2 separate regions of the Homo sapiens genome follow, and region 2 is linked to region 1. A link is a loop called in an ENCODE intact Hi-C map of the cell type or tissue named here. Cell type or tissue: IMR-90. All regions are shown on one strand. Each heading gives the region's core, and the rest is flanking DNA. Links, peaks and the distances in the headings are about the cores only.

The links. Hi-C counts contacts between places; a loop is a spot of excess contacts. Peaks named below come from ENCODE experiments on the same cell type or tissue, not always from the same donor. Only the 100,000 strongest peaks of a DNase experiment are listed, where the experiment ranks them.
Region 2: a loop joins it to region 1, with 3 times the contacts of the local background. A loop is called at or near these places in 6 of 110 quality-filtered maps.

Annotation. Positions count from the first base shown.
Region 1 is chr6:141,560,769-141,565,417 of GRCh38, reverse strand. No RefSeq gene overlaps it. Among named protein-coding and RNA genes, the nearest start is that of GJE1, 570 kb to the left of the region's middle. In IMR-90, for the core only: a CTCF peak has its summit at 2,409 (motif pointing right); a DNase peak (open chromatin) is centred at 2,427; H3K27ac peaks cover 719 bases.
Region 2 is chr6:141,449,389-141,454,037 of GRCh38, reverse strand. It overlaps LOC105378029 (a long non-coding RNA gene), which reads right to left. Exons shown (of 3, transcript XR_943077.3): 3 at 3,032-4,649. Among named protein-coding and RNA genes, the nearest start is that of GJE1, 680 kb to the left of the region's middle. In IMR-90, for the core only: no CTCF peak of the experiment used is centred there; DNase peaks (open chromatin) are centred at 1,777, 2,117 and 2,427; H3K27ac peaks cover 1,475 bases.

The DNA.
Region 1 (4,649 bases), core at 964-3,463:
TTACAAAGAGCCCTACGAATCTTCAGACTGTTAACCTGAAAGATGGACATGATAGCTAGCTCAACATTTTTGAGAAGCATCCAACATGATATGTGTGGTGTGACCACTGTAATGCCCAGTGTATAGTACATTTCAATAAAAACTAAACATTTCCTTTATTTCTGATTATTTTCCTATCTTTACTAGCCTCTATTACTTTTCATTCAGCTTCCCTTTCTTCTTTCTTTCTTAATCTCCTCTTTCCCTTTCCTGTGGGAAATACCCTCTCTAACAAAAGATTTATAATAACACCCCCATCATCATTTCCTATCCTTTACTCAGTTTTCAATATTTTCTCCCATCTCTCCCTTTTCCTTTCTCTCTCTCTCTCTCTCCTCTCTCTCTCTTCTCTATGTCCTCTTTCTCTCTCTCTCCCATCCTACTATGTTGAGGCTCTAAGCTGAACAGTAAAACAGTGTGGCAAAAACAACTCTTAGAAAAGTCATTAGCATTTTACCTACCTAGAATTCTATGAAATTGCACTGGAATTTCTCAGTACTCGTGGCCAAGTTCAGCAAAACTTGGTGTCAGGTTTTATTTTTTAATGTAAAATTTATATGAGGAGATAACAGTTGTCCAAGGTAGAAAGCACTAAGTGAAATAATGCAGAAAATGATATAAATCCATCTTAAGGAAGTTTCAAGAAAATTATTCATGTTTGAGAAGATAATCATGAAATCTTTCTCAGAAGAAACAACTTATGTGTAAACATTAGCACCAAGCTGGCTGTAGGAAGAGAGTTCTATGAAGTAAATCAGTTCAATTGGCCATAATTTGGAAGATTTTAAGCTGGCCTTTTAAAATTTATCAATTAATTAATACCTGCTTTTAACTAGAGACAACATGATTCTGAAAAGTGTGGAAAGAGTGAATGTGAATTGTAGTAGACACAATTCAAGTTTGCTCAGACACAAACTGAGCATAGGTTGACCTGCTAGGAAATAAAGCAGCTGAAATAATCAAGGCTAAAAATAAAGAGGATCTGAATTAAGATAGAACAAGCAGAGTTGAAAAGAGTGGTTTTTAGAGACTGTGCAGTATATACACATCATTTCTTATGTTAGTGTCCATGGTGTAGAGAGTTAAGGAAGAATCAAATTAACCCGTATCAGAGCCCAGCCCTGTTCATTTTTGCTTGTATCTATGTAAACCGTGTGTCTACTACAGGGACTGGCTCGTACTTGCTTCTCGAATTCATATTTGATGTATAAGTAATGAAAACTTTTTAAATACAAGCTAAGTTTTTATAAAATAAAACAGGTTTGTTAAGCTATAACTCATATAGATATTCTCTTGCATCACCAAGACTCTAAACAAGACCATGAGAACCTTAGCTATTCATGGAGTCTTTATAAATAATGACAAACTTTTTTTTCTTTCTTTTTTTTAAACCAATTTTGTGTTTAGTTTTAATATGATAAGCAATCTGTAGCCAGGATATTGAAGTGTGCCCTAATATAACAATGTAGATTATCACATCAATTTGAATATTTTGTTAAAAGAGATGCAAGTGTGACCCTACACATTACTTACCCTAATGATTCCAGAATTGATTTAACCACTGCACACAGCCGATTCCTTTGCTTTATATGCTCAAGGATATTTTTGCATGGGGGACATTTCTTTGCTCAATGACACAGGCAGAAATGCCAGGCTGAGCAGCTCATGGCTGCTGTATTGATGCTTTGGTGAAGGAGGAGATCAGCTACCCCGAGATTTGGGCATTGTAAACGTCTTTCATTTTCCTTCCTTTCCCTGGTTTTAATTAGCATTGGTGATTCAGGGCTGACTAAATTTTTCATCCAAGTTTTTCTTTCAAGTCATTGATCAATAACTCGTTAATGAAGCCAGGAGAAGAGAACGAAGCATTCTTAAATGTCCAGTACCACTCCTAAAAGCAAACAAATAAACAAGCCAGGAGCTGCACTGAAGAAATCATTCAGCTAGCTAAACCGTGCAGTGGCTACGAGGAAGAGTAATTGATTTAGTGGGGAGGGTGCTAACATCCCTAAACATTAAATCCAAGACATAATATTTAAAACATTGCTTTAAAGGGTATTAATATTTGCATTATCGTTTTCCATTTAACTTTCATGAAATGTCATATGGTCTTAATAAAATAGTTTTCAAGGTATAGTTCATCTGAAGAGCCATTAATTCAACCTTCTCTAAATAGAGTTCTTTAGAAGACCGTTACATTTTGAATTTCCAAAGGAACAGAGCAGTGTGTGATGCATATCCTCAGTATTCATGCAGAGACTAGAGAAGGTCATTTGCACTTCTGTGCCAGACATTTCAAAAATAAAGCAAAAAAAAAAAAAAAAAAGTGGAAGTCTCCATGCACAGTTCAAGGATCTTTCCACTAGGTGGCAGAAGCGCTCCTTCAGCTCTTCCGCTTCTTCTGGTGTGGGCTGTAATTAGGTCAGTTTAAGTTAAAGTAGGGCTGAGAGATGAAAAAAGTAGATTTTCTCCTCTGGAACACACTGCAGTTTAATTTCACTTCTTTCTACATTGTGCGATGAAGGTGGATTTAACTTTTAAAGGCAAAGAGACAAATCTCTGCCAGGGTAAATGAAAAGACTCAGGGAGGGCAACTGGCACAAAAAAAAACATAAAAGAAAGGAAATGCTTTTTGGCTGTTTCCTAATTTTGATATCCGGGTCATAGTCAGAAATCATTTTCAGAGGTAAAGTGTTATATAGGTTCTGTGAAAAGCGGGGGTGACTTCTGAAGCCTAAGGGGGCCGGCTTGCTGGGTGTCGATGTTAAAAATTTCCCCTACTGGTGACATTAAATAAAATAAAGCCATTTTATCCTCGACGCTTTTCTAATTTTGCCAGCAGCCAGAGAAGCATGCTAATCTGAGAGGAAAACTCCACACCCCAACACAGGTTTCCCTTTCCTGCTGAATAAGGCACTTAGGAAGGAAGTGGTCCTGAAGGTGAAAGTTGAAACCGGTGTTTTACCCAATGCTGCCTGTTAGAGGCCCTGGGGAGGACAGGGACGTCCTGGAATCGGGATGGGCTGAGCGCGCCAGGCAGCCTGGTGAGGAGGTGGAGGAGCTTCCCTATCAGAGAGCGTCAGGAAGTCACTGCGGTCACCTCTGTGAGAAACAGTGGGGAAAAGGGGAGGACAATCGCAGGAAAACCCATCCACTCCTCTGCTGCCGATCATGGCATTCATTGAATGTGCAAAAGCCAGATATTGTTAAAGAAAATAAAGGCAAATAAGATATGAGAACAGACGTGGCATAAATAATGATGTTTCCTGATTCTAAACTCTTTAGAGGTTGAGAGCATCCAGCTAATTTGGAGGTTGTTTCTTTGAATTACAGGTCATGTCACAGGGAATGCCAAACTCAGAGAGAGGAGAGGAGGTTGGCGGCACAATAAAAGCTGTATGGGGGATGGGGGGGAAATGGGGATGGCTAATGGGTACAAAAAATAGAAAGAATGAATACAATCTGATATTTGATAACACCGCAGGGTGACTATAGTCAGCAATAATTTAACTGTAGATTTTTTAAAAACTAAGTGTATAATTGGATTGTTTGTAACACTAAAGATAAATGCTTGAGGTGGTGGATACCCCATTTACCCTGATGTGATTATTACGCATTGCGTGCGTGTGTCAAAATATCTCACTAGCTCTGTAACTACATATATATATATATATATCATCTACGTATCCAAAAAAATTTAAAAAATTTAAATAAATATATGAGGAAATAAGCTAAATACACAAACAGGTGGCTCAGATATACTAAGATTATTCAAATAATTCTTTAATTTTCTGAAAAATGTTTAAGATTGGAGTTGACAGTGCCTTCTGACGCCTCTTCAGCATTGCCCAGTTGCTAATGTCTTTGTGTTACCCCAAAATTTGTTCAAACATATTGAAACTGGAAATCCACCTGGTTAACAATACCTCCTGTTTGTGCAGGCTGTTTTCCATCTGTAGCCACAGATGATATGATTACAGACTTTGTGTGCAATTCGGTGTTCTTATGTTTGCCTACGGAATCATAGACAATCACATTAAAGCTATGTGCAAACATGGCACATGACTCAATTCTCCATTCCTCAAATGATGTTCTGTGTATGTCTCAATATTGAAGAAAGGAATAAAGAGTGATGGAGAGCAGAGTAAGAAGGCAAGGAATAAAGAACATGAATTAAAGACTCTTGAAATCTTATTTCAAGGACACAATCACTGTGTTGTAGCTTCTCATTTCAAATATACTAAGAGATCCAATTGTTGACAGACAGTAGTCAGATATGGTACAACTAGATACTGTACTTCTTGATGAGATTGGAAACAGAAAACACAGTCAATGAATTGTAATTTATAAAGACAGTGGACTGATCCCTGATGTATATCTCAGAAATCAGATAGTTTATCCCGGTTAGGAATTTGGAGACAAATGTTTGAAAACCATTCTGTCAGTTAATCAAAATGTGTTGAAAGAATACAGTGTCACAAACAGAGCAAGCATACCCACACACACATGCATACCCACACACACATGCATACCACACACACATGCCCACATATACCTGGGTTAGATTTTAGTTGAAACTTTGGTTAGAAATCCTCATTTCTTTGCTTAAA
Region 2 (4,649 bases), core at 1,218-3,717, 110 kb after region 1:
AGAGACATGGAAGGGGTTCAGGGGTTCTTACCTTCCAGAAAATTGAGAAAGGGGTCGGGGCATGGAAATAAGGGATTGGGGCACAGAGATAAGAGGTCAGGGCACAGAAATAAGGGATTGGGGCACAGAGATAAGAGGTCGGGGCATGGAAATAAGGGATGAGGCACAGAGATAAGAGGTCAGGGTGCGGAAATAAGGGATTGGGTGTTCTTTTCTCCTGGAAAAGCAGGACTTGCCACTAAGGGTGAAGGAGAAGGGGTTTGAGGGGTTCTTGCCCCTCACCCAGAAAAGCAGAGAAGGGGTGGAGACATGGAGAGAAGGGATTGGGGTACTTGCACCTCCCCTAGAAAAGTGGAACTTGCTGCTAAGGGTGAAGGACAAAGGCAGGCATCCCCGTGTGGTCTGACACCTCTGAAACCTGGGTAAATAATCAGGCATCCCTGCAATGATTAAACACCAAGGGAAGGCTGCCTTCCCTAGTCCATGACCGGCGCTGGAGTTTTGGGTCCACAGGTAAAACGTGTCTCCTTTGTCTCTACCAGAAAATGAAAGGAATTGAAATTAAGAGAATTGGGAGATTGAAGTGTGGCACCAAGATTGAAAGGAGAAAGAGGTTGAGGGATAGTGACGAAGGTTGGAGAAGAGAGTAAAATGAGGCCACTTACCGGATTTGAAATTGGTGAGATGTTTCTTGGGCTGGTCGGTCTGAGGACCTGAGGTTGTAGGTGGACCTTTCTCACGGAGCAAAGAGCAGGAGGACAGGGGATTGATCTCCCAAGGGAGGTCCCCCGATCTGAGTCACGGCACCAAATTTCATGTGCATCCGTGTGAAGAGACCACCAAACAGGCTTTGTGTGAGCAATAAAGCTTTTAATCACCTGGGTGCAGGCAGGCTGAGTCCGAAAAGATAGTCAGCCAAGGGAGATAGGGGTGGGGCCGTTTTACAGGATTTGGGTAGGTAAAGGAAAAAGGCGGGTTGTTCTCTGGTGGGCAGGAGTGGGGGTCACAAGGTACTCAGTGGGGTAGCCTTTGAGCCAGGATGAGCCAGGAGAAGGAATTTCACAAGACAATGTCATCAGTTAAAGCAGGAACAGGCCATTTTCACTTCTTTTGTGGTGGAATGTCATCAGTTAAGGCAGGAACCGGCCATCTGGATGTGTATGTGCAGGTCACAGGGGATATAATGGCTTAGCTTGGGCTCAGAGGCCTGACAGCCAGGGCTTGGACACCAGACCAAATTGAGAACTAGCTAAAACAGGGCTGCAGTGGAAGAAGCTTTCCATCAGACATGTCCACCAGTGTGCCATGTCAGTTACATGGCAATACCTGGGAATTACCACCTCTTTCCTTGGCAATGACAAATGATCCAAGAGTTACTACCCCTTCCCTAGAAATTTCTGCATAAACCACCCTTTAATCTGGATGTTATTAAAAGTAGGTATAAATGTGACTGCAAAACAGCCCTGAGCTCCTACTCTCTGCCTATGGGGTAGCCCTGCTCTGCAGTAGCAATCATAGAGCTGTACCACTGCCTCTTCAGTAAAGTTGTTTACTTCTACCTGTGGCTTACCCTTGAATTCTTTCCTGGGCAAGGCCAAGAACCCCCTCCTGGGCTAAGCTCCACTTTAGGGCTTGCCAGCCCTGTATCAATTAGTACATTTCTATTAACTAAACAAAAGGCTTTATTTACATTTTACCAGTTTTTAAAAATTCTTTCTCTGGACCAAGATCTAATACAGGATATTACATTATATTTAGTCATTTCTCCTCAACCTCCTTTGGTCTTTGACAGTTGCTTACTTATTTATTGTTACTCATTGCTTTGAAATTTGAAAGAATTCTGGTCTGGTATTCTAAAAAATGTCCCAGTTATAAATGATTTTTATCTGAGCAGTGGTATCATCAGTGCTTTTTTTCTTTCTTGTCCCTTTTTATCGTTTTTCTTGAATCTTAATAATGAACCATAATTAGATCTATTACTTTTCCTATCACAATGTTGGCCAGACATCTTATACCACACATGACAACTTCTTAGCTCATCTTTGTGTCCTGAATGTTCCTGTGGCCTCCAGCTGCACACAGGGACAGATTCACAAAGCCTAAGTTTTTCTTTCTTTCTTAGGGCTCCTGTGCTTTTGTTCCCTGGATGCCTGCCAAGCTTGCTCACATGCACACTCTTACACACCTTTAAAGAACAAGGGATGGGATCTGATGGCTATAAAATCCCCACCTTCCATTTTTCAGACAGAAAATTCTCAGTTGCATTTATGTGATTCATTCTGTTCCATTGAATTCCATTGAATTCCACTGAATTCCATTCCATTGAATTCCATTCCATTCTATTCTCAAGTAGATTCTACACTGTCTTTAGAAGGATCAAGACCCAGTGGCTCAAAGCAGAAATCAGTGTTAAAAAATACTCTTAGGTAGGGCCAGTCAGGGTGACTCATGCCTGTAATCCCAGTACTTTGGGAAACTGACAAAGGAGGTTTGCTTGAAGCCAGCAGTTTGAGACCAGCCTGGGCAACATAACAAGACCTCATCTCTACCAAAAAAATGTATTTTTAAAAAATTTGCTGGGCATGGTGATGTGTGCATGTAGTCCCAGTTAATCAAGAGGCTGAGGTGGGAGGATCAATTACACCCAGGAATTCAAGACTGCAGTGAGTCATGATCCCACAGCTATACTCTAGCCTGGGTGACAGAGCAACACCCTGTCTCTAAGCAAACAAATAAGCAAACAACAACAACAACAACAACTCTTAGAGTGACTTTTCTTCCTTCTATACTTTACTCTTTTCAGTTCCCTGACTCCAGTTCCCTTGGTACAAGCATTTTAAGGTGAGGGGGTGGGGTGAAGTGGCAATCAAATCTCAGACAGAGTAAAACAAAATAATTTTTAAAATGTGTGTAAGTTCATCACATGTTATAAGTAATATCCTTGGCCAGTGCTCATGTTATTTAGATCACTTAGTCTAACATTTATCACATCTTATTTGTAGGCATAGGAGAAAAGATTGAAACAAGGGGAAAAAATCTGATGCCTTTTTAATTTACAGTGGTCTCTTGAACAACATAGGTTTGAATGGCATGAATGCATTCATATGCAGATTTCCTTCCCCCTCTGCCACCCCTGGGACAGCAAAACCAATCCTTCCTCTTCCTCTCCTCCTCAGCCAACTCAAAATGATGACAAAGATGAAGACTTTTGTAATGATCCACTTCCACTTAATAGTAAACATATTTTCTCTTTCATATGATTTTCTTAATAATATGTTCCTTTCTCTAGTTTATTTTATTGTAAGAATACTGTATCTAATACATATCACATAGAAAATATGTGTTAATTGACTGTTTATGTTATTGGTAAGGCTTCCAGTCAATAATAGGCTATTAGTAGTTAACTCTTTGGGTTAGTCAAAAGTTATACATGGACTTTTTGACTATTTGAGTGGTTGGTACCCCTTAAAGACCTACATAGTGAAAGTGAACATAATAGATTTGATCACTGATATTAATTAAGCACAATGAGGTCTTTCAAGCCAATAAAATTAGGTAAAGTAAAATGAAAAGGAAGAAATCTCCATAGATACTTTTATCTAAGTTTTGAGTTCTAAAATTAATTCACAAGGAGATAAAAACTAGAATAAGGAGATAAAAGTTGGTCATTGTTCTCTATTATATTTTATGTTTGTACCATGACACTGTTGGAGGATGTGGAATCATAACAAATTACTCTGTTAAAAACAAATATTCTTGTCTTTTGCAATTAAAAGAGCTTAGCAATGGCACAAACCAGCATGCATATTAGAATTGAGATAAGAATTAAGGTAAATAATAGTGAAGTATTTCTTATGCAAGAGAAAGTAACAAATGAAGGGCAGGATTTTCCTTATTATCACAGACTGTAACATCCAACACTCATTTCTTTACAGGAAAAATATTTCATACTCTGTACAAGGCACTGTGCTAAAAACTGGGCATGTATCAGTGAACAAAACCCACGTAGTCACTGGGACCATGAGACTCCAAGTGGTAGGAAAAGTGTATGCTAAAACACTTACATAAGCAATACTTTTGAGGACTTACATAAGCAATACTTTTGAAATGTGACAGATGAAGGAAAACATTAGGATACAATAAAACAGAACAATCTGAGTGGATATCAATTTAAATTAGGTAATTAGGAAAGACCTCCTTTAAGTAAAAAATTAAGCTGACCCATAAACCATGGTTGACTTTCTCAGTGAAAAGAAAGACAAAGACTTCTGAAAATAAATAAAGGAAAATTTAAGAAGCAAAGAAAAACTATAAAATATGTATGTTTCTGGTAAAGCATACTTACTAGAAATACTGGAAAATATTGACATGTTAAAAATTACTGACAGCCCAGGTGATACATTAATAATAAATTTGATCCAGTCAACAGAATGAGGTGATGAATTTGCAGTGAAAAAATAAAATAGAAAATACCAGAAGAATAACTATGTCTCTTTAAAACATCCAATTATTGTAGAAAAATGAGTTTACACAAAAAAAATAGGAGTTGTTTTGCTTAAGGGAAAAACAAAACTTTATAATAGGATTTACAATCTTAGCTTTCCTACCGTAGAAGCCCTACTACAGTAGAGTAGGTTATTAAATATTGG